6 separate regions of the Homo sapiens genome follow, and regions 1, 2, 3, 4 and 6 are each linked to region 5. Evidence: chromatin loops called from intact Hi-C (ENCODE). Cell type or tissue: Caco-2. All regions are shown on one strand.

Region 1 (5,000 bases), 110 kb before region 5:
CTTTTTGAGACAGAGTCTCCCTCTGTTGCCCAGGCTGGAGTGCAGTGGCCCTATTACGGCTCACTGTAGCCTTGACCTCCCAGGCTCAAGCCATCCTCCCATTTCAGTCTCTCAAGTAGCTGGGGCCACATGGCTGGCTAATTTTAGTATTTTTTGTAGAGATGGGGTTTCGCCATGTTGTCCAGGCTGGTCTTGAACTCCTGGTCTCAAGCAATCCACCTGCCTCGGTCTCCCAAAGTGCTGGAATTACAGGCATAAACCACCGTGCCCGGCCTGAAATCTATTTTAAATATATCCTGAACTATTCTCAATGGACTCAAGTGGATAATTTATGTCACTGGGTAATTATGAACATCGATTCTAAAATTTTGATCTCGAAAATATCTGCATCTATTAAATGGAAAGACTCTTCTGCAAAATAGCATTTGTAATTTTTAAAAATTAGAAAATGACAAAATGTCACATTTAACAGGGCAATTTTTGTTGCCATATTTTCGAGAGGGCCTTTTTAGAAGCTGGATAAGATTAATAGGTCTAGCAAAATTTTAAAAAATGTCCTGTAGAACCTCAGAATTCTTTGCACCCCGGGAGTGGCTTGAAAACGAAATAACAGCATACGTTTATCACCATCTTGACGACATACATTGATTTGGTGCTATTATCTTTCGTTTTATCCTCTCAACTCTGTGAGGTAGGCACCATTTTCCAAGAGAGAAAAAGCAAGGTCATCTCCTCCATGAATTATAACTTGCCTAGTTTACTAGGTGGTTTTCTTTTTCCTTTAGACCTTCCCACCCTTCTTATCCAGATTATAAGCACTGCAAAGCCAAGAAACTGAATCTTGTGAACCTTGTGGCACACAGTAGGTGCTTAAGGTTGAGTAAATGAAAGAGTTTGAGGAATGTCATCCAACAAGTAAGAGAGTAGGATGGGACTAAAATGCAGGTTTTCGGGACTCTTCCCTCTTTCCATTACATCACGCTGCCTGGTCTACCACTTCAAGGTCACAATACCAAATTAGAGATTGATTAGAAAAAGAGCTCTTGCTTTCCCAACGTCCAAAACTTTAAATATCCCTACCCAAGATGAGTGGTCTCAAAATAACTTTCTCTGGAAACTTTAAACATTTGGCCAAAAAACACTTTTTAAGAATTGGGGTCAGGGTGGGTTAGACAGGAAGAGTTAAACTCTTACCGTCTGGCTTACAATCACAGCTTTGAATGAAGGGGCAGCACCAGTCACTCAAGAGATTAATTTATTACGACGTTGTTAATAGCCTTTGAGAGGGGATCCCAAAGATTGAAAACTTGGAGACAAAGTAAAAGATGCTAAATTGGGAGAGATCAGCAATTCTGAGCCTACCCCTCCACCTCTCCTGACTCCAGTTCTCCCTCCTCCCTAATATTTCTTTTGAAGTCTATTTCTCAGGATGTGATTGGGCGCCTCCCTTTCTCCTCACCATCCCCGCGTACCCACTCCATCCCATCCCCCATACGCTTAATCTCCCCAGGGTGCTGATGATCGGTATGGGTTCTGTGAAAAAAGTTAAGTTCACAACTGCGAACTGGCCCCTGTCACCAGCCTAAATGCGACCTGTCTAGGTCTAACACTCATCATCAGCCTCCCTCCCCCCATGGGAAGCGACAAGGTAGGTACCCGTTTCTTCCTTGGCCTCAGAAAGAACCGCGCTCCTCCCTTCACCTGTCCCAACCAAAGAGCAACTCGTCGTCCAGTGAGACATTCTCAGGACTTGGAGGTGGTGGCGGAAAGGTGGTGTCGGGAGAAGAACCCCAGTCCCTCCGCCCACGATTTAGGATCGGGAAACTGGTAGCGACGAGTAACTGTTGTCCTCACCACCTTTTAAGTAACAGCGAACACAGCCCAGAGGCAGGTAGGGTGGCCACAGCTTACCTGTGAGCCCCCCTCCGCCTTCCTCCCCGTAGCCCCGACGCCGCTGCAGCACGAAGTAGTCGTTGGACCTTTCCATCAGCCACAGCTTCAGCGCATTTTTCAGAAGCACTTCCTCAGGCTTCAGCCACATCGCGAACTTTGTGCCCCCCGGGAGCAGTGACCTAGATGCCCTCCTCACCTCACTCTCAACCCGTCTCTTCCCCTCTGCTTCTCCTCCCACCAAATCTTCCTCAGGCGACAGCAGCTCAGGTTCAGGTTTTCCACACTTCCCCCAACCCTCCCTTCTCTCCCACGTAGGCAGAGAGATTGCCAATTCCCTCCCACAGCGCTACCGCCAGACTGGGAAATAGTCCCGCTTCTTTACCTCTTGGGAGTTGTAGTTTCCTACGCGCTTTTCTGTGCTCAAGCGACTGGAACATGGGACTACCCTTCCCACAATACACTGGGGTGAGAATGGGTGGGGGTGCTTTCAAAGCGGGTCCCAGCCATCAGTTAAGTGTGTTTTGCCTATCTGAAGTTTAAAGCATTTTTTTGGTTCAAATAAGTGAGTCCCAGGTGTAAAGGTGTTGCTTCTTTTTATCATTTTACAGCCGAAGGCATTAAACTGTAGAAAACAAAGTTTCTGGAATTTTGGAATATCGGTTCATTCCAGGAAGTAGCAGTAGCAACAACTAACATTTAATGAGCTCTCACTATAGACTCAGGCGATCTCACGTAATCCTCACAGCAGTCTTGCGAAGTGGACATTCGTCCCCGCTTTGCACATTAATAAAGGAAAGCACTGTCGGGTGAGGCGACTTATCCAAGGTCACACAGTCAGTGATACGATTCCTTCTCTAAATCCAAAATTCATGCCTAGATTAAGCTCTTTTTGGTTATATAGGAAGAATATAAAATTTCCAGAAGCCACGCGTTTTCTTCACTCCGTGCACCGCTCCTTTCCTTCACTGTCGCCCCTATCTGTTTATTAAACTGCTGTAATGAACCACAGAAAATCTCTTGTCCAGCTTCCTATTTTGGAATCTAAACAATTTATGTGCATTTTTTTTTTTCTTAAACTCTTAAAAAAATCCCTTTGGAAGCAAACTTGATCTCTTTGTATCTTGGCAATGATGCGCAGCGGTTTGAACACTAAGGTGAATGAGGTCAATAATTTGCATGATATCGCTGTGAGGAAATATTTGACAGATGTTTTTATTTATTGCAATAACTAAGTCCACCGGAATTAAAGAGTGCATTAAAAGTGAAAAAAAGTTTAGAGGGAGGAAGGAGTTGGGAGGCCATGTATAAGCAAAGGGCTCTTGGCAAGCTGTTTTGAGAATAGAGCCTCAAAGTCATGTGGATTAAAAAAAAATGGGGTGGGGCACACGCAGATGCCAAGCCAAGGAACTCTGCCCTGGAGGAGCATCTCTGGGGTAACCTTCCAAGATGTGTGCCATCTCGAGTGAGGCAGGCGTGTGCTCCAAGCAGGGATTTTTCTTGTGAATGAGAAAAGGGGCAATCTGGGATTCTCTTCTACTAAATGGCAGTAAGTAGTCCCAAGGCAGCTATCTGGACAGTTTGGAAAGAGATAATCCTTTCAGAGTCCAGACTGCAATGTATCTTTGGGAAAAGCCATCGCAATTTGAATGTGTACTAAGGGAGGTAATTTCTTCTTCTCTTCCTGGAGAAAGATCAGTAAATGTAGCAAACGTTGAGAGATATCTTCCTTTCTTTTTACCTTTCCTTCCCCTTTTTACTTCCTTCCCCATCAAACCACATCCTTTTCCAATACCCTTAAAGGTTACAGTGTGGCAAAAGCTATCCAGAACTGGATGGCTTTTCTACCTGTTTACTCTGCAATTTCTTCCAGGTATACCCACATGCTCCCTGTTACAGGATCAGGGCCACTTTTGGCTTACAGCAGGGCGTTTAGAGAGCTCCTGCTTTAGTAAATAAACATTTCACCAATTATGTAAACATTTTTTTCTAATTAAATTACTTATGTGATCTAAATTTTTGGCTCAATAATAAACGACTTAATTTCGCACCCTTGCAAATAAAAGTATTTTCCTAGAAGCACCTTAAAAAAATAGAGCGTGCCACTCTATTCAATGTCAATATAAATTGCTTGGGGAAGGACTGGGATTGCACACTGTCTGCATTGCTGGTACAGTACTGGTGCTGTACTGGTACTGTATATGTATTATGTCATTTAATTTTCATTAATAAGCTTGCACATTTTTACATGCTTACTTTACGAATGAAGGAAAGGAGGCTCAGAGAAGTAACTTGCTTAAGATCGTATAGCTAAATAAACAGCAAAGCTGGAATTTGAACCTAGATTTGTCTGATTACAAACCATGACACTATACTGCTTATGCATATGGTCCATAGTTACCTCAAATACAATATGTTCAAAGCCAAACTTATTTTTCCAATATTCCCCCTGGTTGATGTTTCTCCTACTAGGTTTCCTAGTTCAAAGGCCACTGTTTACCAAGACACTGAAAGTAAGAACTTGGTGTTAGTCCATTGGTTGGCCAGTCTCTCTCTCTCTCTCTGACACACACACACACACACACACACACACACACTCCTCTACTTCTTTTTCAAAAGTCCATCCCATCTGCCTATTATGGCTTTAGATTAGCCTCACAACACTTTCCCGCCATATGATAATATAGCTTCCCAACTCATCTGTCTGCTTCCATTCTTGTTTTCTGACTTATCCAAGCCACATATTAACAGACCCAATAATACACCATGTAGAGATAAATAATACTTCATTTTTCTGAAGGTCAGTCTTCCAGCTGACTCAGCCTTCTAAGAGCCTCAAACACCTATAAGAAAAGGTATTTGGAAACCCCAAATAGCAATTCCAAACCCTGTGCTATGGAAAGACTGAGGCTGTCACTCAGGATTTTACTGGCTTTTTTGAAAGGAATGTCACTAGCTTAGGTTATACTTTTTTTGCAGTCTGCAGCTAGTTTAGAAGCAGTAAGATTCAAAACAGGTGGACTACTGCCAGAAGAGAGCCATTTAAAGCTTTGCTACTTAAAGTGTGGACCCCAGACCATCAACATTTGCATCACCCTGGAGCTTGCTAG
Region 2 (5,000 bases), 81 kb after region 5:
ACAAAATTAAAAAAATTAAATACCTTTTAAGCCAGCAATTTCGCCAGAGGAAGCCGTTCAACAGCAATGCTTGAACATAGTAAACAAAAATATGTGTACATTCTAATGATGCTTATCATTGTATGTAATACTAAAACACTAATAAGTGCCTAAAACTACAAATTACCTATTCACATGGGCATGATTATAGAAATTATGGCACACCCATGCTATGGAATATTGTATGTACAGATGTACATGAAAGATGCCTGAGATGTGTTCAGTGGAAATAGCAAATCACACAATGCGACATTAATTCCTTTTTTTTAAAAAAATACACAACAAACTGCTGACAATTTGAGATTTTTAGAAGAAAGGTGAAGGCACTAGGGAAGGTGAAAGAGGTCTTTCACTTCTCCCTAATATTTTATTATTAACAATTTGAAACATATAGCAAAACTGAATAAATTTTACAGTGAACATCAATATGCCCACTTCCTAGATTTTATCACTAACATTTTACTATACTTTGGTGGTATATTTCTAACACAATATACTTTCAAATATACAGATTGGGTTTTATTTTGGCATACAGACATTGCCTTTTGTATTATAAATATGGTTTTAATGAATGAATAGATATTACGACAAAATACATTTTACAAAGTATTAATCCCCTCAACTTTTCTTGTAGGGCACCAGTTTTTCATTTACATATTCAATTCTAAAAATTAAAGTGATCAACATTTAGAGTAGTAATGCACTACTGCCTTATTTCACACTTGAGATAAAATCACTCCATTTTTTCATCCCTGAAATAGCTATCTTGCTTTTTAAAATTTAGTTATTTAAAATATCCTTACCTACACATTTCTATAACATCTTTTTTCCTTACAACTGGATGTGACTATAATTGCATGGTTTTTGAGCTAGTTATTCTTTTACTTTCAAGTTTGTTGCTCTTACACGTCACAGTAAGATTATCCGTGATTTAGCATTGTGACAACATTGTAAAAGGGACTGAAAAGCAGTAATGTAGAAAATTATAGTCTTTCTCCTTCCAGTACTTTCTCTTATTTTATTTTTTGCATTTTATTTCTTTCCCCATTTCAAACGTGTTCATGCCTACAGTACTATCATTCCCCTTAATTTCATCTGTTAGAGAAAAAAAACGTATTTTAGAGCAGTTGCTGATGGCAAGCTAGTGTTTTCAAGCTAACTTCCTACTTCTGATACAGAAAAATTGAAGTTCCCAGATCAGTACTCTTTGTGGTGAGTAATAAGAAACAAGAAAATGAGAATGTCAAGCCTTCCCATAAAAATCACACCGTTAAAAGGTGATATTTACATAACTGTTACACGGCGTTTCAATCAATGTAAAGTATTAAGGAATACATCACGGAGCATCCTTTTTGAATGAAGATTAAAACATGCAAACCCGCAAATTTTTACAACCTTTATGCTAAATTCAAATCTATAAGCTCTTCAACCGACACAACGTACTATTTCCACAACTGGATTGGGAATAAAACTAAGATTAATTCCACCACAATCAAACATGTAACGAACGTATGAGGAATACTGACTCCCACATCAGTACGTTTGCCAGACTGAATTTTAAGATGTAGTCAAACACACTTCCTGAATTGGCCACTTTTGCAATCAAAGAAACAAACAAACAAAAAACACCAACAAAAACCACTGGCTGTGCAAATTTCATTGAGCATCCCTTGGTCATTTAAGAAAACTTGTCTACCTACCACTCCTGGCTTGTAATTAACAATACAAAAGCATTTTCATTTCCTTTCCCGTTCACGCAAGCTCCTGAAAACTATTTTTTTTAAAACCCTCTGCCGTTCTTTCCAAACACTTACCGCTAAAGTTGTGTTCCTCAGGTTGCTTGTCTGTTAACCAGATATCTCCATAGGGATCTTCGTTATTCCACAGCGCCAGGTAATGACTCTTCCCGCCTCTTAAAGGCCTCTCTGGTTTCTCCTGGTGCGCTCTATTTCTGAAGGGAGTTTCTAAAGAAATACTGTCTGAAGTCTCCCCACAGTGGACGTTATCTATGCACAGGATCCCCTGGCCTATCCTTTTCTCATTGTAAAGACATGAGACCCTGGAAATTCTCATTTGAATGCCAACTTTAAGAATATTTTGATATACGAGAGAGTTCAAGCTGGGGTCCAGGTAGCACTTCTCCTGGTACACCCCATCTGAGATCGTCACATCATAGCAATAAAGGGGAGGCTTGGGCACCGTGTCGCGTGGCTCATCCTCTAACAGGTACCTCTGGACGGCCAGCACAGTTACAGGCACCACCTCCGAGGGGGTGACACACTGGCGAGGTGAGTCCATAATCTGCTCAAGAACCTTTTGGATCCAGGACCTGGGCCCTTGGGAACCAGCTCTTCGGATCACCCCTCCCGGGACCCCAGCCCGATTCCTCTCAGGGTTCGGCCAATCTAGCCCTGCATGTGAGGGACCAGCCTCAGGCTGTCCTGACTCACCAGACATTGTTGGATAACTGCGTACCCGCTTCACTCCCAAAAGCTAGTTTGCCCCGTCCAAAGCGGAGAGAAATAAAACCGCGCGCTTTGGCGACGATCGCTACTCTGCCCCTGCTGACAGGCAAGACTCCGCCCCGTAGCGAGGCTGCAAAGACTTTACGCGTGCGCGCGCCAGCTCTCCCACCCCGCCCCTCGCTCCGAGCGCTTCCGACTCGAGACACTGTTACTAGGCAGTCACACGCGCGAGTTACGTAGCAGGTCGTCCGACCTTGTGCCCGCCGGGTTGCCGTCTGGGGGAGGGATGACAGGGGAAGGGGAGGGGGAATCGGTGGTTGTCATGGTTCTCAAAGAGGGAGGGGGAGAGCGCTTGTGGTCCCCTGGAAAGGAGGATGCCTAGAGGCAAGGGAAAAGAGAAAGTGGCAAGAATCAGGGTGCAGAGTCAAAGCTCAGGGATTTGGGGGTTTGGGCTTTGGGCCAGGAACAGAAAGTAATTTAGAGTTGGTTAACATATGTTAATGTTATAACATGGGTTTCCTGTAGTATGAACAAAACCAGATAATTTATGCAGAGCCTCCAGGACAGACTCTAGCACAAAAAGTCCTCAGTAAACATTAGCTGCTATTGCGATTAGCATTAGCATAATTATCTGTAGTGGCTCCCTGAGTGTAGGGTGGGTGAATTAGTGTTTAAGTGCAAATGAAAATAGAAAACTAGAACTGGCTTGTAAAGGGCTGCCTTTAGATTAGACTTCTTAAAATGCAGCTAGTTTTAATATAATACCTGGCCTAATATACATCTAGGGTAGAGATTTCAGAAACTTTGTTTAATGTTTGTTTGTTTAATGCAAGGCATATATCAGGAACGAATGTAAAGTGAAAAAGCTGATAAGAATAGTAAAAATTAAGGATAAAATATTTAATAGATGTACTTAGATCCAGTATACATAGAAGGGAGTAATTGTTCTAAGAATACTTTTTAAGATGGTTATGAGCTGATTTTGTTTATACTAATTTCCTTTGGCTCTCTATTTTATCATTCTTTATTCACTATTTATGAAGTCTCTATATGAGGTAGGCACTGTTTTAGGCCACTGGGGATAACTGTAGTCAGGGTCCTTCCCTCAAGTTTCTTCTCATTGCTTGGGCTAAAGAGCCCTGCCGTTATTAATACTTAACTAATTTACTCATTCTATACAGATTTCTTGAGTGTCTGGTCTGGGCAGGGTATAGCCTTGCTAGGGAGACCAAAAAACATAGTAAGGGGAAATAAAGTGGAGGGAACAGGAGTTAATATTTTATAAAAAGTATGATTACAGAAAGGTTCTCTAGTAAGAGACTGAACAGAACAGAGATGTGCAGGAAGTGAGGAAGTGAGCTATGTGGATATCTAGGGGAATGGCACTTGAATCAGAGAAAACAAGAAGAATAAATTCCATGAGACAGAAGCATACTTGATATTTTCAAGGAAATGCATAAGCCAATCAGCCGCAGTGGAGGGGCGAGGGGGAGAGTGGTAGGAGGTGAGGTCAGAGAGGTAGCAGGGTTTCTTCTATTATGAGCAAAGGAGTGACATGACACTTAGTCTTGAACCCCACTTCCTTCATGATGCCTCCCCTCACCAATTCAGTCTAGGATAATCTTTCTCTTCTCTGTATCACCTTGTATCACTCATTTGATACTTATCATCTAATACTTGCAGTTAAAAAAAAAAAACTTAATGTATGCGTAACTCAGAGTTTCTCAACATGGGCACTCTTGATTCTTTGGGCCAGAAAGTTTTTTGTTGTGGGCTGTCTTGTGCACTGTAGGATGCTTAGCAGCATCTCTGGCCTCTACCCATTAGATACCTGTAGCACCTCCCCCTCCAGTTGTGAGAACCAGAAATATCTCCAGACATTGCCAAATGTCCCCTGGGGTAGCAAAGTCGCTACAAGTTGGAACACCCGATTATGATCTGCATTAACTAGATCTTAAACTTTTCGAAAGCAGAAACTGATTTGTTCTTTCACTACTGCTATGCATAAAAGGCACTCAAATATTTTAAATAAGTAAAACATATAATTCCCAGTGCCTCTCTACCAAAGGGAATATACAAGTGTGGCTTTCCATAAACAAACAAATGCAATATACAAAAATCCAAATTTACCAAACATAAAATAAGTTGCCTGAGTGTAGGTACTTTGTTATGTAAACTGCAGAATCTCCAGTGGCAAAATAAGTATCTAGCATATAGTAGGTACTCAATAGTTTTGTTGAATGAATAAATGAAATTATGGATTTGTATTGCATTTACTGTAGGGGTCATTAAATGTCGACTATCTCTGTTGTTTATCAAAGGAGAATGTGTTTGAAATATTTCAAATCTATTCCATCAGCAGCCCCTAAACTATATATGCTCAGTGAAATTTATGACTAATAGTATTGTCTCATCACATTCTGTGTCCTTCCAGCTAATTCATGAAAGATGGATATTAGCAGTGGTGCTTAGTATTTGGATAATTACTGGAATTGG
Region 3 (5,000 bases), 210 kb after region 5:
TCGAGACCCTGTGCAGGTGGCTATGATTGTAGGTTGAAAAATGCCTAAGAGAAAGACAGACCCATCCTCATCTAAGCAAAATTTCTGTAATCTGAGATAAAATAAAGAACAGTGGGAAAAAGAATAAATCCCCTACAAAGGAACCTAGCCATAAGTCAATATAGATTTGGCTGTAAAACAGAGTTTCTCAAAGAAGAGATTAATGGGTTGAGCACTGAAGCAACTGGGTCCAGATAGGAGCTATAGGCATAGGGAGAAGGGGCACAAACAGGCAGTTGTTTATCCGGTTGAAACTTAAAGTGCCTCAGTGGGGACAGATTTCTCCATGGAGATCAATATCTCTTTATAGGAGGAAGTAAGAAGCCATTTCTAGTTAGCTGGATAGAAATGTTGGTAGTCTGGGTACCCCATTTGTGGGTTCCGTCTTTATAGGAGGAAGCAAGAAGCCAGTTGGCTACCATAGAATGATAGTCAACTGGCTTCTCACTTCCTCATTATTATCCTATAGTAGCCAACTGGCTATCATTCCTTCAGCATTTCCACTGCTGGACCCTAAGCCCATGTATCGTGATCTGAAGAAGGGGGACTAAGCGTGAGGTCAAGGTCTTTCTGTCCCCAGTGGGGCCCAGAGGTCATATGCCTCTGCAAGGGTACAATGTGGCATGGGGTAAAGGTAGGAGATGAGAAATTTTGTGGCTTGTTTGGATACCAGTGCTTAAATAACTCTCTTATCAGATTCTGTTGAGGGACAAGTGCTACCAGTGAATTGGCTGAATTTGGCGATGTAGTGAAACAGAAAAGGGGATTAACTGTAACCATCTGGGTGTGGTCACTTAGACTCCCACTACTGCTGTTACTCTTACTGCTTGATGTATAATTGCTATTGCTGTTTTACATGCATTTACTGTGAGTACTCATAGAGTCTAAGAAGGGGGATTCTCCCACTTGTGAAAAAGAGCATCTTGCAATATGATGATAGTGAGAAGATTACACCAAAACCACCAACTAGACTTCCAGTTCTCTCCTGTATTACACTACACAAATAATATAGAATTCCAGGAGATGAGAAAGTAATCAAGGCCTTAATGAAGGACTTAAAGACAGTAGGAGTGTTGAAAGCTTTTATATCTTGACAATGGCCCTGAGTGTCTAGTGAAACAGGTGAATGGGAGGTGGAGGCTTATTGCCAGCTGAATTTAGCCATTGTCCCTGTAGCTCCCACACAATTACTATGCTATATCTGGAGAAGCTATATTTTCTTGGTGTTTGCCATCAGTGAGCGTGCAGATGTATGGAATAAGTTCTTTTTCCTTTCTTGGATAACTTGATTCCAATATATTGATGATATTGTGCTGGTAAGCCCCAGTAAAGAACAAGTGGTAATGGCTGTTTGCTGACTTGCATGAAAGCCAAGGGGTGGCTCATTACTCCTAATAAAATATAGAGACCAACCACCCAAGTCAAATTATTGAGAGCCATGTGGGCTAAGGCTCAAATATCAATCTCTAAGATATAAAAGGGAAAGTTACTTGCATTTTGACTCACCACTACCTAAAAAGGAGCCCAGAAGTTAATTTGACTGTTTGGATATTCGAGACATTATGTGCCTCATCCAGACAGTTTGTTGCACCTTATGTATGTGTTGAGCAGAAAATCTAGAAAATTTAACTGGTTATGGTAATAACAGGTAGGCTAGGGCAGTGACATGGGCCTGTAAAACCCCAAGGGTCCCTTGTAACTACAAGTATCTGCTACTGATGACTATGCTGTGTTGAGCTTCTACCAAAGAGAGACTGCTTCCACCTGTATGTGCCCGTCGAGTTCCCTGACCAGGCCACCCATCACACTCCATTTGGGAAATAACTAACTGGCCTTCTAATGGGAAGTTGTGGAGAATGAGAACCTTATTCTGGAATGCCAGGTAACATTTTGCCCAGACACCTCCATCTTGGGTTTGTTCATTCAGATGCTTACAATAAAGTCAGAAAGGCCCAACAGTCTTCTTTTATTAAATGGAAATATTATATTTAAGAGAGAGGCAGATCTGGTCCCACAACTGTGTCCTCCATATACAAAAAGGTTACATACCTTTAGAGGCTTTTGAACCTCCCCTTGCTCATTCACAAGGGAAGCCTTTTGCTATCTGGTGATCACACTTCCAAATCCCCAAGGATGATTGACCTTGGATTACTGATGGCTTAGCTGAAGTAAAAGCTAATGGTCTCACTGGGTATTGGCAGTAATTAAGCCCCAAGGACAGCCCTGGAAGACCTCCTGCAGTGAGGGCCAGTCAGCACAATTGGCTGATTTGAATACTGCCATCCTTGTCCTATATAATACTCATAGAGAAATGGCATATTGTATTTTCACTGACACTTGGGTTAGTGTCAGTGAAAACAGCTCAGCTGTCTGTTTGAATTCATGGAGAATGACTACTGGTATATAAAAGGCACCCCTCTATTGGGCCAGGAACTCTGGAAAGCTATATCTGCAGCCAGACAGAACATTTATGTAATCCATGTGAATGCCAAAGGAAAGCATCCATACTCAGAAAAGCCTAAATCAAACAATGTGGCCAATTGCATGTGCATAGCAATGCTATCTGTATTCATCATAGGACTGGGCAAGTGACTATTCCACCATAATCCAATGGGCTTAAAAGAATTCCATCTGTGTCATCTGTCAGTAGGTGACACAACTTTGAGCCTTGACCATTCCTGAGGGTCTACTTCCATTCTCTGCTGCCACCTTGTGGCTATTTCTGGTATCTAACAGCCATTGAAATCTATTCCAGTTGGAAGAGCCTGCTACGGAACTGAAATTGATTGGACATTTTATAGGAATTGATACAGATGTTGTCCTCAAAAGCTACAAAGCAGTGGTCTGCAAAATAAAATGTGTTGGAAACCTCAAAAAAAAAGAGAAATCTATTCCAGCTATGAAGTTGCCATTCCTGTGTGAGTTGCAGATTCTGGGAATACCATGGTAATACTTGAGTCTGAGTTCTACTGTTTCTGCCACTTACAGTCTTCCAAAGCACAGTGTTCAAGCTTAAGGAGACCCAACAGTGCACTGATGGGGATGTCATTCGCCATGCATCCCATGCCCCTTTTCATGCTCAGGCTGCTGGCATCATCAAGAGGTGGAGTAAATTTTCAAAACCTTGACTGTAAAATATTTCTAGGCAAGCTATGTTGCCAGAATTGTGGACTACACATCATAGTCAGACTGTATGGTTATTATCTGAGGCTTCTCTCTGTAAGAAATATTTATCTTTGAATGGTTGTGTGAATGTCAAGAGAGAAGGGGTCAGAGAACAAGGAGACCAGCCTTCTAGATCAGGGATTCTACACTGACAATCTCCAACCATTCCTCTTTTTTTCACCTTAGACAACAAAGTGAGATAGACTCCAACCTATTGTTCCTGCTATCACCTAGCTTCTGTCATTGGGCATGGGATGTCACAGATCACAAGGATAATGATCCGTTGGTAGAATTTCTGAAGCTTGGATTTACCACTGCAGTGGCTCACTCAAGCAGCAATAGATGATACTAGATCATTGAATAGATAATAATATATCACTGAAATTCCTACTATTGTACCATAGCCCACATAACCCCTGGCACATCTGGATGGGTCTGGGAGCAAGTGGGAGATGGATGGGTGAATAGACAAGGTACTGACTACTGGATTAGGACCAACAGATTGTGTGGCCATGGAGGGAGAGCAACAACCTCATCGCCTGGGGGAAAGTAACAACCTCAGTATATGCGGTCTTTAGACCTTGGAAGGTATGGGAATGGGGGAAGCAATCAATGTTCTATGTCCCCTGGATTCAGTACTACTGCTTGGCAAACATCTCCATGGTCCATCTGAGTGAAGTGGTAGCCGCAGCTGACTAACTCACATTGAGGTCCATCTTTCTCATCCACATGCTAAAAAGCTGAAAATCTCCCATAGCCACGGCTATCAAACTTGGATCCCTTCATGCATGTACAAACACTCTGACCAGTGCAATCTTGTTTATGTGTGACCGGTACTAATCCACATGATTCTTCTGACACACCAATGGCCTATGCCATGTATGGCTATCAAAACTGTGTCTACTCAGTGACGTCACCCATGTGATTTTACCAAAACAATACAAAACCAAGTATAAGAAGCCTCTTCAGGTTATATGCTTGTATGTATTAGAGAGGGGGCCACAGAACATTTCCACTGGGGGTAGTGGTGATTTTTTAGCTCATGTATGGCTCCCAGTAATCACTGAAGGTGATACCACCCATTTTATCCCTTGTTGGAACACTGGATAAAGAGGGCTGTCCTAGCTGGGGGGTACTTTTACTCCTGGTTCTATGCCCCGGCATCAGTGTCCATGCCCCAGAGACAATGATCAGGTACCAATCATTATCTTTAGCAACCATAGCCAATGAGATGCCACAAACTCTATAACATCAGCTAATCAGTCTAAACTTTTTTGTATAGGTTTTAATGAATAATAGACTGGCCTTAGACTACATTCAGGCTCACCAGGGAGTAGTATTTATGTTCATCAGCATCTCCTTTGTGTTTGTCTTCATTCTATTGTTCAGGTAAAGCAGCTCAGCTAATGTATCAGCTCAGGTGCAACACTTTGAGCAGCTAGGGCACTTTCCTCCAGGATCTGAAATAAAAACTGATATTTGATGCTGTGGCCTCCAAATCTAGAGTATGTGAATCTGGGAACCAAGGAGTAAAACATCAGACTGGCTCTTTATATATGTGTGTGTATATATATTACTTTAAGTTCTAGGGTACGTGTGCACAACGTGCAGGTTTGTTACATATGTATACATGTGCCATGTTGGTGTGCCGCACCCATTAACTCGTCATTTACATTAGGTATATCTCCTAATGCTATCCCTCCCCCCTCCCCTCACCCCACAACAGGCCCCAGTGTGTGATGTTCCCCTTCCTGGGTCCAAGTGTTCTCATTGTTCAGTTCCCACCTATGAGTGAG
Region 4 (5,000 bases), 99 kb before region 5:
AATAAGCATGCCCGTTGCTCAGATCCTGGTTTTGAAATACTATTCTCCAGTAAAAGGCCTCCTGAAGAAGTGGCTGATTCTAGGGCTAGGAGAGGGAAAGTACAAGGTTAACCTAGATTTTAGCCTAGGGGCCAGCAAACTCCAGCCTACAAACCATAGCTAAAAGTGCTTATCATGGTTGTAAAAGGTTGTAAAACAAACCAACAAAAACAAAAAAATAAGAGTATGAAAATGAAGACTTAAGGCCTTCAAAGCCTAACATATTTACTATGTGGCCCCTTACAGAAAAAGTTGGCTAATCCCAGACCTAGAACACCTTGTGTTACCAGAAAGTAAGAAAGTTGAAAGAACACAAAAACCAACTTGAACAAGTTCCCAATGACCAAATCTAGGATGATATGAGCAAGGGATAAACGATGAGAATGATATTATAGAATGAAAGAAACGTCTAGGATCCTATAGTACAATAAATAAATAACTCAATAAATAAATGGAGGAGAAGGAAGAGCTCTTCCTTATATTAGAAGTTTAATCAATAAATGTACAAAGAATGATGCAAACAGAAAATCACCATTTGGTAAATACTTCAATAATTACTGCAAGCAAGAAGCATCAATGATTGCTAAAAGTAGTGGGTAGAAGTATGATAAGTACCAGGACATTTGTGTAGTCTCCAAGTATCTCTCTATAAGATATTTAATAATTACAAAGGGAAAAATAGTAACTTTAAAGGGAGAAACCTGGCAGACACCACCTCAACCAAGTGGGCAAAGTTTGAATCATCACTAATAAGACACCAACATCACGTGCTTCCTGGTATGATATGGGGGCACTGAAAGGGGCACAACATCACTTCTGTAGTATTCTTGACAAAAATGGACAATAAATTTAATCACTCGGAAACAGCAGACTAGCCCAAATTGAGGGACACTCTAGAAAATAACTGACCAGTAATCTTCAGAAGTGTCAAGGTCATGAAAGACAAAGACTGAAGAAGTGTCACAGATTGGAGACTAAGGACACATGACAATTAAATGCAATGTGGGATCCTGGGACAGAAAAAGGACGTTAGTGGGCCAGTTGGTGAAATTTGAGTCAAGTTTATAGTTTTGATAATAACATTTTATCAGCAAATTTCCTGGTTTTGATAATTGTATATGGTTATATGTTAACATTTGGAGAAGCTGGGTGAATGGTATATGGGCATTCTTTGTATTATTTTTGAAACGTTTTTGTCAGTCAGTCTGAAATCATTTCAAATTAAAATAAAAAATACCTGTGCCCAGGCCCTGCACCTCATGTTAAATCACAGTTGCTCTGAGGTACAGTCCAAACATCAGCAAAGTTTAAAATCTCTCCAGGTGATTTTTATGTATAGCCAGGATTGACAGTAGGGCCCTTATTCAATGGTTCTCAAAATGTGGTCCCTGGACTAGTAGAATCAGTATCACCTGTGAACCTGTTAGAAACGAAAATTCCTAGGCATCACCCAAAACCCACTGAGTCAGAAACTCTGGTGGTGACCTTTCCGTTTTAATAAGCCCTCCAAGTGACTCAATGAATACTTAAGTTTGAAAACCAGTGCTCTAATAGAACTTAGCCCAATGATGTGACACACGACATGAACTATGTGTATTTACAAAGTTATGCAAATCAACTATCACCATAAGAATCAATGGCTAATACGCAAGATTCTTAAACTAGTAATATGTAATCCCAGACAAAATTAAATCTGGTTTAAGTGGTAATTCATTCAACATAAATTTGAGTATCTACTATGTGCTGGGTGCTGGATAGACAACAGTGAATATAAGACACTGTTCTTATCCAAAAGAACTTTAAAAGTTTTAATACAACTCAGTGTAGTAAGTGCAATGATCGAAGTTCTATGGAAGCCAACAGTAGGGCCATCACATCTAGTCAAGAGAGGCTTCTCAAAGAGGTGTCAGTCTTAAAGGAGAAACAGGAGTTATACTGGGCTCCCCTAACTTCTTGGGTAAGGAAGAATGGAAGGAATAGGCAAAGAGAAGATAGTGGCTCAAACTATGACTGTGGAATTAAGGTTGGAAATTAGGGGACAGAATTGAGAACACAGAAGGGGAAGTGGGAAGAATTTGGGATGTCCCTAGTTTCTGGTTTGGGGCGGTTGGGTGAGTATTACTATCATCCAAATTAAGAATACAGGAGGAGAAACATGGATCATTATTTCATTTGCTTTTCAAATCTCTGCAAAATCTGTTGTGCTTACCTTTTTCCCCCACCCCACCCCTACCCACAGAAGAACAGAACACAAAAAGAGTAGATTGGAATGTTGTTTTTTAAAAGACTAGCAATAAATTATCTCGTACACTCTCTTTTATCTTTACTGAATTCTATTACCACACAATTATGAGAGTACAAGATCATCTGGGGCAATCAGACAATGATTCTCTATTACAGGTAGAATAATCCACAGATTATTAAGATACTTATAACTAGTTTATATTCAAGGGAATGTCTGAAGATTAGATATAAGAAATACAAAGTTTGCCTTTGTGTGGTTATATTCATTGTGATATCTTCAGAAGTGGTATCTATGGCACTGATAAGCCTATAGAGGACAAAGGTTTATATAATAGGAAGCTGAAAGTTTCATAAGTCATCTTGACAATCAGTTTTTGTTTTACTTTTATACTAGAATTAAATTATCTCAAAATGAGGATTGAGAGAAGACTTTCAAACCAACAAAAACATGGAAAAGATTGAGGTAAAAGAAAGGGAAAATAATTTTTATAGGGGTTTTATCTTTATAGGGAAAAACAGAACTCCCTAAAATTTCTCATTTGGCATAAAATTACTAAGTTGCAATACAAATTCACATGAATTTTGAAAATGATATATTCAATTTTAGTTTCTAACAGTTTGTTCATTTCACGGTAAATAGTCAACAGGTGGCAGCACATACCATTCTTAAACAGTTTCCTACTTGCAAAACATGGGTTCCAGAGAAGTTGGGTATAAATCAAACTTTTATAAATTGAATTCTGTTTTATCATTTCAGAACTCCTTTATTTTAATTTCTGCTTTATCTGCAATAAACAATGGCTCCTAAAGTTTAAAGTTTCTCCTTACCCTCTGTAATTAGTTAATAAGCCAAGATTTAAATGCATCAGAGAGAAGCTTTCCAATAAATCTTTCTTTTGTAAATAATCCCCACTCTGATGCATTTCATCTATTTCAAATACATTTGAATATATGTATATTAAGGTAGGGGTGCATCCTTCACGGCATTATTTTAAGTAGAAAAAACCTGGATCATGATAATGGCTGAATGGAACAAACGCTAAAAAGCAAGAGTACTATACAGGCATATGATCTACAATGGATTGCAGGGCACTCGTTAACCTTTAGTATGATGCTTACTTGTTGACTGCACGTGTTCCTCCAGAGGCGGTTCATCTGTTCCCTGTACTGAAGCATATCCAGATGATGCGGTCTCGCTGCGATTATCCTCTTCATGGGAGGAGGCACTATTAGATATTTCATTGGATACAGGGACTTGTAAAGACACTGATCCATCTTCAACATCCACCTTTAAAGAACATGTAACAAATTAAAAGCCTCTCAGTGTACACGCTTTTCCTCGACATATCACTTCAAAGTTTCTTTATAGGTGACTCATTGGAGCAATATTTCTTAACCTTTTAAACCTATGATCCCTTTTGATGATCACAAGTCTCTTGTTAGCCCCAGTCAAAACAGAGTAACTGGGTCCACCAATGGGATGAAAGATGCTATAGGCGGAGTGCACTCTCATCTGGTATGTTCATTTGGGTGATACCAGCACTTCATAAAATAATGCTGGGTACAAGTTAGGCCCTAAAAAAACATCATGCTGTCCCCTATGGAACTTGAGAATCATTGTCATCTATGTACCTTCCCAAGTCAAGATTTGAGCTCGATTTTATGTTGTATCTTGAAAATAGGCCTTTTTTTCATTTACCAAATATAAAATTATAATTTAATATTTATTATGCTTTCTCAAATTATGTCTGCTTATTTAACTACAAGTTTGGTCACTATGCAATAGTAAAAGATTACAAAAACAGAAAGAGGGATGCCAAGTTGGTGGTTTATATGGTTATCATTTCAAATTCTGACCAAATAATGAGTCTATTTGGAAAGAGGGAGGAAGAAGGAAAATGGAGATGGCCCAAGATGGCACCTCATTGTCTATATGATATAAATATGTCTGGTTTTAGGTATAAACTATAAGTATGGTGTATTACATAGCGAAAAAATAAGGATGTTATTTTGTTATTTTCTCCAAAGCCCAGGCATATATTCTTCATATAAATAACATATTAATGTTTACCTCAATTCCCAAAGCTTTGAGTATGTCACATTTGCACATGGGGCAAGTCCTGTGTTCTAACAGCCATGGGTCAACACATGTCTTATGGAAAATATGGCTAATTCAGGAAAAAAACATAATTATCAGTTGTAAAGTAGCAACACTTTACCTAATATATATTAACAGATTACTTAGTGTAACTTTATTTAGTCTTTGAATGGATGCCTTTCCTTTTAAACACACTATTCATAAAATGAAGGAGTCACAGAAACAAAATTTGGAAATTCCATAATACGGTACTTTTAAATGTAAAAGCCTCATTACTCTAGCTCCAAAAAAAAATATTTTCAGTACTCATTTGAAAATGGCTAGGACACTACCTGACCTAAGACTTTGTTCATTATTTCAAATCTTAAACAGTTAGAATTCCCTAACTGATAAATGGTACAGTCATTCTCAATAATATAGTCCAATATAGTATTGAGTACAACAACACTGTACTGATGCTTTAGGCAATGTGATATGTTCCAAGAGCATCACTATTGTATTAAATAGCTAAAAGAAGTAGTGTTAAGAACAACCTTCAGGAGAGGGATAATTTAAAAAACTAAGGAATGAACACTTTCAAACAGATGCATGATTTCATTTTATTTTTTTCTTGATGGAT
Region 5 (5,000 bases):
AATTTTCTTAGAGGCCAAATTTGGCAATAACACCAATTATCAAAATTTTGTATTCATTTACTGTCAGCGCTTGCCTTGATTGAAATTATTCCTTTTTTTTTTTAGACCAAGTCTGATAAAAACACACATACCTATCCACAGTGAACAAAATGGGGTTCAGAAGTTTACTTCTTCATTGGTTTAAAAATCTATTTACTTGGAAACTGTTTTTTTAAATAAATAAAAACCAGTGATTTTCAGAAGTAACTCCTTTAAAAAGTTAATAAATTAGAAGTTTCTATTTACTTAAGAAGCCATTAGTAAATATTTCTAAGGGAAATCTTTATTTTCTTTGTTAATTACAGTGTTATCCTATTTCTGCCATACACTTTTCAATGGGTAATATCACGTTTTTGCAGATTCGTTTGTATCAGTCCCGCAAAAAGATTCAAATCTTACAAGCATACAGTAGAGTCAAGTTCTCATTTCTATAACATTTTACACACTTATAATATGCTATTATTTAAGCATAATGAAACTGTTTTGCAGTTTCACAAACTTGAAAACATACAATCCCTTTTGCAGGAGAAAATAAATCAAACTGAGAAGTGCAAATTAATAATGAAATTAAATTTTTTAATGTTTAGAGGTAAAGGCACAGTTTATTAAAAAGCAACTCACGATATAATGCCCACTGAGGAAACTTATATTGCTAAGAAAACATGAAAGAAAATAGGAATCACTTCATGAATTGCTACTGTCTTTGGAACAAATTAATTAAAAATATTAAATAATAATAAAGTAATTACAAGTTGTGCCAGGCAAGAAAATTTAAAGTAAAATTATTTTACAACCTTGTTGCCAGATCCTAGACCAGTTCTAGATGGAAATACCATTCTAAGATAAACGGACATTAACTCTCTTTGTGAATCAATTATTACTTACCAAAATTTGCCATCTGTATCGTCTGATTGCCAGTCTCTGGAGCATTGTAAATCACAACAGCATCAGCATTTCTTCTGCCCGCTGTTTGAATTTTTTCTGAAAATGTACAATTACCTCTTTCTATCAGCGCAATCCAGGGCTTCTTAGTATTACTAAACTCAGTGTTGTGGTCACAAGCTTGGTAGTTATTGTTCTTAGGGATGCCTACCACTCCCATAGCATTAGCCACTGGTGAAGCTAATCCATAAACGCCACATTCACATGTCTCTATTGCAGTGTAGTTGCTGGTTTCATTGTAATAAGTCACAGTCACATAGGCACTCATTGAAAAAGATGCTGTAATTTTAAGTAAAAAGGTAAAAATTACAAGGAGCCAAAAAAAACTGGACCTATTCTCCTGGTTCATTGCTCATTCATTTGAGTATAAAATTTAAGATGTTTGCTGATATTTCCAACTATCAGTCACCATTGTCCACTCACGTCCCTGCTGAACAGAAGTTTGAAATTTCAGTTGCACGTAGGTAACTGATCTCACCTCTAGCAACATAACCTCTGGATACATCAGCTCTATTTCACTTTAGTTATCTACATTCCCCTTTGCTTGCCCCTCCTCCAGCTGTACACACAGGTAACCCTTAACCAGGACTACCTTAGTAATAAATAACACCATCAACTTTATTCTACATGTCAACTTATTAGGATTGGATGACTTCCTGCAGTACATTTTTTTTTCTTCTTACTGTTCCAACTAATGCACTTTCATAAACATGGAGTGGATTGGAAAGAGGAACTGGACTCTGGGGAATCCCACGTGACAAGGCTGAAAGTTACCTCTCTCAGAATATCTAAAACACTAAACTGGTTTGCCAAGCCCTGCTGAAATATGCTATCAACCAGTTCAGCCTGGAGTAAGTTAAGATCCATGAGTTTAATTGCTATGGCATTAGTAGAATGAATTTTATTGCTTTTTTCTCTTCTAATTTCTCTCTCTCTCTCTCTCTCTCTCTCTGTGTGTGTGTGTGTGTGTGTGTGTGTGTGTGTGTGTGTTTTCTTAGCAGGCTCCCCAAGGGATATCCTCTGTTACCTTGTTTATTCGTTGGAAAACAAACATATTTCAGTAGCTAGAATTCCTTTCCTTTCAAGTATAGTGCCTTGCCCATGGCAGGCACTCAAATATTTGTTGATTGATTGATACCTGCAAGTTGCTGCATTCCATTAATTTTTGTGCCCCATGTGTTATACTCTAAAAAAGGTTGTTGAAGGTTTAATTTTTAACATTTACATTTTTAAATTTTTAGTTCTCCCAGATGTATAGACAACTTTATTTGTTTCATTGCTTCCTTTAGTTCAAGCTCTGTTTTTATTCAGGAGCACACTGGACACTAAGAGCATTAGGACACATACGCTACGGGGTCAACTGGTCTGTGAAAATTGCTGGGATGGGGAGATTGCAATGTGTGCCAAGGGCTGATGAAGGAATAGATGAACGAACAAGACAAACAGAGATATCAGGAGTCTGACTGGGCCAAGAGTCAGCAAACTAGACAAACAGGCATCAGGCTTCCAGGGAAGCAAAAAGCTACCAGGTCAAAAGGAAGGTAGGGACAATGGTAGTCCAAGGTCCAAGTCAGGTAATCTGGAATCAGGAAGGTTTACTAGAGTCAAGGGGACAGGACAACCGAAAATAAAAAAATAGGAGACGTTGTTGATGGAGGTGGTCAATGAAGCTGTTTCTTCTCCCTACTTCTTGTCCGCTTTTAAACATCTGAAATATCAGTGTTGGAGTGGACCCTGCAGGTGAGAATTAACAGTTCACACCACTCAGCAGAGGGAAGGAGTTCAGGGAATCAGCAGCAGAACCTGCTGAATAAATCCCAGCAGATGTATAATACAAATATGAACCTTGCTATCATATCATAGCTGCCAATTACTCATTAGCGTACCCTCCCATAGTACCTGGTACTACTAGCATCATACACCTAGTAACAGCCTAATAATTCATATAATTGAACTGAAAAGATTAAAGGTCTTGTGTATTAGCTTATGGTCAATTTAAGAGTAAACACAAATAGTTCATTATTTTGCTACTAGCCCTATCATTTTGATGTGTTTTTAGGATCACAATAAAGCCTGTATTCACCAGAGAAAATTATCAGACTAAAAACAGAAATGTTATTATTGTTATTATAAATGTTGTCAAAACCATTAGCTTAGAGATTGCTGATGGACAGTCTTTTGTGATAAATTCAACATCAACATTCAACATTTAAATAATTAGTAAAATCCCAGAAATTTGATCTATCCTTTTCTGCCAATTAAATTACTCCTTAAAAAATCTTCTCATGAAAAACTTTAAAAGCAGATTAATGAGAAGTTACCTAAATCCATTAGAAGTCAAATTTTAAAAAATAATATTTCTTTGTTTATCTTAAGATTTCTTTTCATTATTTTGTGTAGGGATTTTTTCTTAGTTACATGATCATATTTATATATTTTTAAATTAGTTTTTCATTTAATATCTCAGTCATTATATATTTTATCTTATAATCTTTGTAGACAATGCTTTGTTGGATAAATGATATTCCATTAATGGAAATACCTCGGTTTACTTAGTCATTCCATTTTTGTTTGGTCAAAATTTTAAATAATATTTTTGCTATTATCATTTTGTTATAATAACTTTTTCTGTGTTTAAGATTATATCCTAACAGTTTTTTTCAGTGGATTTAATAGGTTGAAGTTTTGAACATTTAAAAAATCTTAACACATTTTACGTATTCAGGAAACAATTCAGGATAAAAATACACTAAGGAAAAGCTCTCCTGCCTCATTTCTCCTCCCATGTCTCCAGGGTAGTTACCAGAGGCTGGGAAGGGAAGGAGGAGGGAGGGATGAAGAGAAGTTGGTTAATGGGTACAAGAATACAGTTAGCTAGAAGGAAGAAGTTCTAGTATTCGATAGTACAGAAGGGTGAATATAGTTAGCAACAGTGTATGGTATATTTCAAAAACAGTTAGAAGAGAAGAATTGTAATGATCCCAACACAAAGAAAAGATAAATGTTTGAGGTGATGGATATCCCAATTACCCTGATTTTATCGATATACATTGCATGTGTCAAAATGTCACATGTACCCCATAAATATGCACAACTATAATCTATCAATAAAAAATACAAAAAGGCCAGGCACAGTGGCTCATGCCTGTAATCTCAGCATTTTGGGAGGTAGAGGCGTGCAGATTGCTTGAGCCCTAGAGTTTGAGACCACACTGGGCAACATGATGAAACCCCATCTCTATCAAAAAAAAAATAGCTGGTGTGGCGGTGTGCATCTGTGGTCCCAGCTACTCGGGAGGCTGAGGCAGGAGGATTGCTTGAGCCTGGGAGGTCGAGGATGCAGTGAGCTGAGATTGCACCACTGCACTTCAGCCTGGGTGACAGAGTGACTCTGTCTCAAAAAACAAAACAAGACAAAACAAAACAACCCAAGAAGGCACCATTCAATAAATGGTGATGGGACAATTGGCTAGTCAGTTAAAGAAGGAAAATAATCAGTTTGCTCCTCATTTCCTCCTCACAAAACACCCAAATAAATTACAGTTGGATTAAGTAATAATGTTTTTTGAAAAATTAAGAATTTTTTAAAACCAGCAGACACAGACCTGGGTATTTATTAAACCTTGTGAAAGGGAAAAGACTGTCATATCAGTGGAAAAAATTAAAGTGGAACATTTGCTCACTCAACAATATTGAACTATTTTAAATAGGCAGTGATACATTGGGGAAATATTTGTAGCAAATGCCCCAAAGGTATTTTATTACATGTTATTAAAGATCTTATACCCATGGAAAGCAAAGCAAATTAAAGAATAATATGCATACTATGACTTTCTTTTGGTAATAAAACCAAGCCTTCTTTGCATCTTTACAAAGAAGTGTAATTGTATGCACAAACAAGGAGAAAGGTAGGAAGACACACCCAGGCCTTTACCACTGGCTCCCTGTTAAATAATCTGAACATACTAGTTTCAAATCTTGACATATTTTTGCACAAGTTAAATCATTAAGTTCTGAAA
Region 6 (5,000 bases), 82 kb before region 5:
ACAGTTTGGTTTGGTTACAAAAAAAATCCGGAAATGTCACAGAAATATTTATTAAACCTTCCTAGAAGAATTAGCCTTTGCCCATATGCCAGATATGATGAGGAACAAATGCTGTCACCAGTTGCAATCATTCTGTCATTTCTAGGTTCCATGTTAGCTGGGGACAAAGCCAATCATTTGTCTCAACTTATATTATTATCAAGTTATAGGTTCCTGTTAACTTTGTACAGCAAGGCCATTTCCCTCCCATGGGAGTACATGGGTATCATTCAGTATTAGTTCTATTCCTACTAGCCTTATTTTGGCCCATCCTTTGGTCCAGATCAGTCAGAGATCAGCAGTGCAAGTTGCAATTTTACAAAAAAAAATTCCATAAATTTGAGGATCTGCATGTGTCTCAAAGATTCTCTGCCTGAGCTTCTACAGCTAAAAATGGAAGGTCATTACCCCCATGGCTACTTGGGGATCACTTTTAAGTAAAATAGTTAATAGATTCTGTTGTGTTAGAGTATATTCTCTTTCCCAATATTGATTCCTAGCATTCTCTAGCATTATGTGTTGGGTCTGTGTGATCAGTTTATCAAAGCTTTATGACCTTTGCAAGTGGATTCCCATTCTTTTCCCTCCTCTTGGAAGATGATTTCCTTCTAATCTGTCTATTTTAGTTAGTAAATCCTTTTCTTCTGAAAGCCACTCTTCATTAAAAGTAAATTCAGCTTTTCACATTATATCTAGGCCAGCTCCTATTTCACCTACAGCCCTCTTTTGTTTCACTTGCCAATGTTTAATCCAACACATGCATTGTGGCTATTGAGTATTAACTGCTTGAATACAGTTAGGATACATTTACGGTACCCGAAAATGTTTGGTACTCCATGCTAGAGTCAAGTGTATAGTGGTCACTCCTGAATGTAGTTTAATTTGTGTATGCCATAAGGTTTCCCATAATCTTTCTTGTCTCAAGTTAGGGTTGTTCCCGGAAGGGACATGAAACTAACTTATAAGGCCTAATATGTTATTTTCATTTATAATCCATTGATACTTTTTTGTTCTGTTTAAAAGCTTTGTATCTAAAAAACAGGGATGATATGTGTTCTTACACATCACACTACAACATATGAGGCTATTCTGTCTGGGGGCTCATCTGAGCATTCAGTCATCAGAATTTATGGTTACAGTTATCAGTTTCCTGACATTATATACCATGTATCATAACCTTCAGAAGGAAGAAATTCTTGAATATATTAAATTTGCCTAACATTCTAATGAAGCCAAATTTCCATAACTCAGCTTCATCATCATTTCTACCAGTAAAATGGAGATAATATAGTTAAATGTTTAGTGATAATTATAATCAGCATATGCATTAAGCTCTACCTTTTAAAAATTAATACTGTCATGAAAATTAAATATATAAATGACATTCTAGCACTCTCAAATATTTATAAGCAAAAAGGATTATCAGCCATATATTTAATCTTTTAGTCCTCAAAGGATAAACAGATATAGTCCATTAAGTAATTTTTAAAAGCCCCTTCAAAAGCCTTCTCCAAATAGATGAGAAGTTTTAATGCTATTCTTGACCATTTCTACAGAGGTTAATTATCATAAGATGTATTATAAACTATGAAAATTAAATGCGTAGACCAGAGCTAAATGTCCAATGAAGCTCTGTAACACCAGACAAAGTTCTTTATAAACCTTATTATTTTCTGATGGGGTTTAATGCCATGTCAATAAATTTATTATAGCACTGAGAATACTGAAACACATACCCCACCATGAACATATGCAAACCAAACACTCTTGTCATTGTAACTATAACCTTTGAATAGTTAGTCACACTGGACACCAATTTCCTTCCAGCCTCGCAGATAAAAAACCGCACAATATACAAATGTCAAATATTAACACAGTGTGAAACTACTGAGTGGCCTGGTACAGGAATTTTAAACATCTTTTTGACTGCAGCTAGTATCAGGCTGAACCTGCCACCAATGTGATAAGCTGCTTCTCTAAGGAGAAGGATAGAAGCCAATTAACTTTAAACACTGAGATAACCATCACTTATTACCATATGCTGGTATCTAATCTTTATGAAGTTTTTATAATAAAATTTCAATTTCTCATCTATTCCTAAATTAAATTAACTTTCTTGCTATATAAAAATCCTCACTGCTCCTTCCGCCCCCTAAATAAATTGAGTTCCTTTTCACTTATTGGAGGAAGAGTACATGAAGTGACCAGAAATCGATCGCCTTTAGAGAAACTGCTCAGTACATATAAAAATGTATTTTCATCTGAAAGCATTAAATCCCTACTGAGCTTTCTAAAGAAGTGGCACACCATTCCGCTGTTATACTGAGAATACCTGAAGGGAGGAGGAGGTAAGAAATTATGGTGGCTTTGACTGGGGCAGAAGCAATGAAGGTAATAAGAAATAATCAAATTCTGGATATATAATGAAGGTAGAAATAATAGGATTTGCTGATAGTTTACATGGGAGGTGACAGAAAAAAAGGAATAAAGAACAACTTCAAGGTTTTTGGCCTGGGGCCAAGAGAAAATCTTTTGAAAATGGGAGCAATAATACTATGTTTGCATGTTGGTGGAAAAGATGAGGAGGAGAGGGAGAAATTGTTAAAGTAGGAGAGTGAGAGAGGAAAATTTCTGGAGTGATGTCCTTGAGTATACAAAAGACAAAAATAATCTTATACCTGAGTGAAAGAGTTAGCCTTTGCAAAGGAACAGTTCATCCATAAAAACAGAAGACAAAGCAGGGGAATAGGATAGACGCAGATGAAGATAGATGAGAAGATGTGGAAGTATTATTGATTGCTTCAATTTTCTCAGTAAAATAAAATACAAATTGAGAGTAAAGTTGGAGGAGGTGTTGGAGAAAGGGAAAGGAACACATATGGTTATCCAACAGTAGGAGAGTAAATGGCCAAGAAAACATAGTGTGATTCCTGGGTAGCATTAAGGGCCCACTCTGATTTTACGGTCACAAATTTAAAGTGAGATCAGTCAGTACAGCTGTAAATGCCTTTCTGATACTTCAGTTGTGCAAGGTGAAGACATAGAGTAGGTGGGAAGTAAATTTAACCAGGGTTGGATTTGTTTTTCCAGCAACTATAACAAAGAGAAAGAAGGGCCACGGGAACTGAAGATGTATGCATGGGAGTAACCATGGAATTTAAGCTGGGTAAGGAGAAATGTGAGCATATCAGGGGGCTGAGGGGGACAATTTAATGGTGGCAGGAACAATGCCATACAACCATAGGTACTTTACTGTTCAGTAATGCTTTGGTATTTTTGCTCTGTTGTTTGTGTACCTTGTACCTTTTTATACACTGTTATAATATGGTAGAAACTATTAATATTTGACTCCACTTGAAGCCTAACAATATATCATGCACAATCAGATCTTCTACCCTGCCTTCTCAGCCTAGTCCCTCTTCTCAGCCCCATCCCCACATGCAAATACAGACGTACATATAAAATAATAGTGGTTACCTTTGGGCGATGACTATAGTTATATTGCTATATCAGGTTTTAGGTGAGTTTTTTTCCCGTGTACTTTCTAATTTCTAAGTTTTCTATATTGAGTATGAAATGTTTTTGTAATTTAGAAAAAAATGTTTATTTAAAAGAACATATGTATTTACACCTATATGTAATTAAATGCTGGATGTGTTCTCTAATGAGGTGTTAGAAAATTTAATCAGGTAGGATTAAGTTCTTTGACAAATATAGAAAATAAACCTTTGAGAAGAGCTGACATACTTTTAAAAACTACCAGATTTTGTAAAACATATGGGGAGATCATTGTCTAGCAAGTACAATGTATTAAAATGCAGGACCCTGAAACTACAATTAGAACAGTAAATTTTTTTTAATAGTGGAAGAAAGGACCATTACAAACCTGCTTCCTGCTTTGAGCTCTTGCATTCCGTAGCCTTCGAGCAGAATAAAAGATAAAATAGCCCACAGTTGCCGCCGTAATAATAAAAAAGGACACAGAAACGAAAAAAATTGAATAGTGATTCACCCAAGGGCCATGTTTTTTCCCTACTTCTATGACCATTGTCACTTGTATGCCTCTTTGAATAGATTGCAGAATTTTTGTGCCTTTCAGATTGCCGATCATGATTGCAACAATGTCTACTGCACCTGTAAAATAAAACAAATTCAGTTTTAGTTTGGTGAAACATTCTTAGTATAATAACCCAATTGCTAAAATGATTTTAAATGGGTCTCAATGAGACAAAGGAAGGATACCCATTCATTCAATTAACATTTTTGAGCACCTACTATCTATATGAAAGTTGTAGGTTATATAAACACGCATGAGATTTGGTTACCGATTTTAGGGAACTCATAACTTAGTAAGGAAGCTATTATATACAACAAACACCTCCCCCTCCTCAGATTAACTATCTATAATTCAACAGTATTGCCTTTGAGACCCAATTTGCATCTTATATGAAGGCTTGCTTAAAGACAAATAGTCCCCCAAATTGTAGAAAATAGGGCTTATATGATAAGGAATCTAAGATTTGGGGAATACAGAAATATTTCCCAATTTATAAGATGATAAATTATCTCAAGAGCTCACTACTAGCATGTATAAGGATTTACATATTGGGATAGTAATTTGAGCCAAACAATGTTTACAAACCCAAATGTACAAACTACATATGTCCATGATGTACCATTTTTCTATATCCTCAAAAGCAATATAAAATTTGCTCAAGGTGTTCTAAGGTTTTACACAGACGTGATCAGGTTAGCAATGAAGATAACATATAGAAATGCACATTTCTATTCACTACCTATTAAAGACAAGCCTAAACTAAGACTAATCTTATTACTAAAGGTCTAATTATCTAAAATACTTACCTCTCTACCACCAATTATATAAGTTTTGTGGAAAAAAATAAAGTACAAACATTATCTTTCCCAATGTTAAAAGAATGTCAGATTGCTCATGCCATTCC

The links. A loop is a pair of places that touch in the nucleus more often than their neighbours do. Peaks named below come from ENCODE experiments on the same cell type or tissue, not always from the same donor. Only the 100,000 strongest peaks of a DNase experiment are listed, where the experiment ranks them.
Region 1: a loop joins it to region 5, with 4 times the contacts of the local background. A loop is called at or near these places in 2 of 110 quality-filtered maps.
Region 2: a loop joins it to region 5, with 5 times the contacts of the local background. A loop is called at or near these places in 2 of 110 quality-filtered maps.
Region 3: it touches region 5 in a loop (4-fold over the local background); 2 of 110 quality-filtered maps call a loop at or near these places.
Region 4: a loop joins it to region 5, with 11 times the contacts of the local background. A loop is called at or near these places in 3 of 110 quality-filtered maps.
Region 6: it touches region 5 in a loop (9-fold over the local background); 2 of 110 quality-filtered maps call a loop at or near these places.

Annotation. Positions count from the first base shown.
Region 1 is chrX:106,799,895-106,804,894 of GRCh38, reverse strand. TBC1D8B (TBC1 domain family member 8B) reads right to left here and starts at 2,222. Exons shown (of 21, transcript NM_017752.3): 1 at 1,912-2,222. The coding sequence starts at 2,041. In Caco-2, no CTCF peak of the experiment used is centred here; a DNase peak (open chromatin) is centred at 2,264; H3K4me3 peaks cover 2,050 bases.
Region 2 is chrX:106,609,577-106,614,576 of GRCh38, reverse strand. RADX (RPA1 related single stranded DNA binding protein, X-linked) reads right to left here and starts at 2,599. Exons shown (of 14, transcript NM_018015.6): 1 at 1,854-2,599. The coding sequence starts at 2,496. RefSeq lists enhancers at 2,035-2,374, 2,415-2,604. In Caco-2, no CTCF peak of the experiment used is centred here; a DNase peak (open chromatin) is centred at 2,706; H3K4me3 peaks cover 1,819 bases.
Region 3 is chrX:106,479,220-106,484,219 of GRCh38, reverse strand. No RefSeq gene overlaps it. Among named protein-coding and RNA genes, the nearest start is that of RADX, 130 kb to the left of the region's middle. In Caco-2, a CTCF peak has its summit at 2,738 (motif pointing left); no DNase peak of the experiment used is centred here.
Region 4 is chrX:106,789,637-106,794,636 of GRCh38, reverse strand. RNF128 (ring finger protein 128) reads right to left here. Exons shown (of 7, transcript NM_194463.2): 5 at 4,355-4,451; 6 at 3,403-3,571. Among named protein-coding and RNA genes, the nearest start is that of TBC1D8B, 11 kb to the left of the region's middle. In Caco-2, CTCF peaks have their summits at 2,762 and 2,962 (motif pointing right); no DNase peak of the experiment used is centred here.
Region 5 is chrX:106,690,333-106,695,332 of GRCh38, reverse strand. It overlaps a transcript of RNF128 not described here. Among named protein-coding and RNA genes, the nearest start is that of RNF128, 34 kb to the left of the region's middle. In Caco-2, no CTCF peak of the experiment used is centred here; DNase peaks (open chromatin) are centred at 1,722 and 2,442; H3K4me3 peaks cover 2,113 bases.
Region 6 is chrX:106,772,086-106,777,085 of GRCh38, reverse strand. RNF128 (ring finger protein 128) reads right to left here. Exons shown (of 7, transcript NM_194463.2): 2 at 3,926-4,173. Among named protein-coding and RNA genes, the nearest start is that of TBC1D8B, 28 kb to the left of the region's middle. In Caco-2, no CTCF peak of the experiment used is centred here; a DNase peak (open chromatin) is centred at 1,925.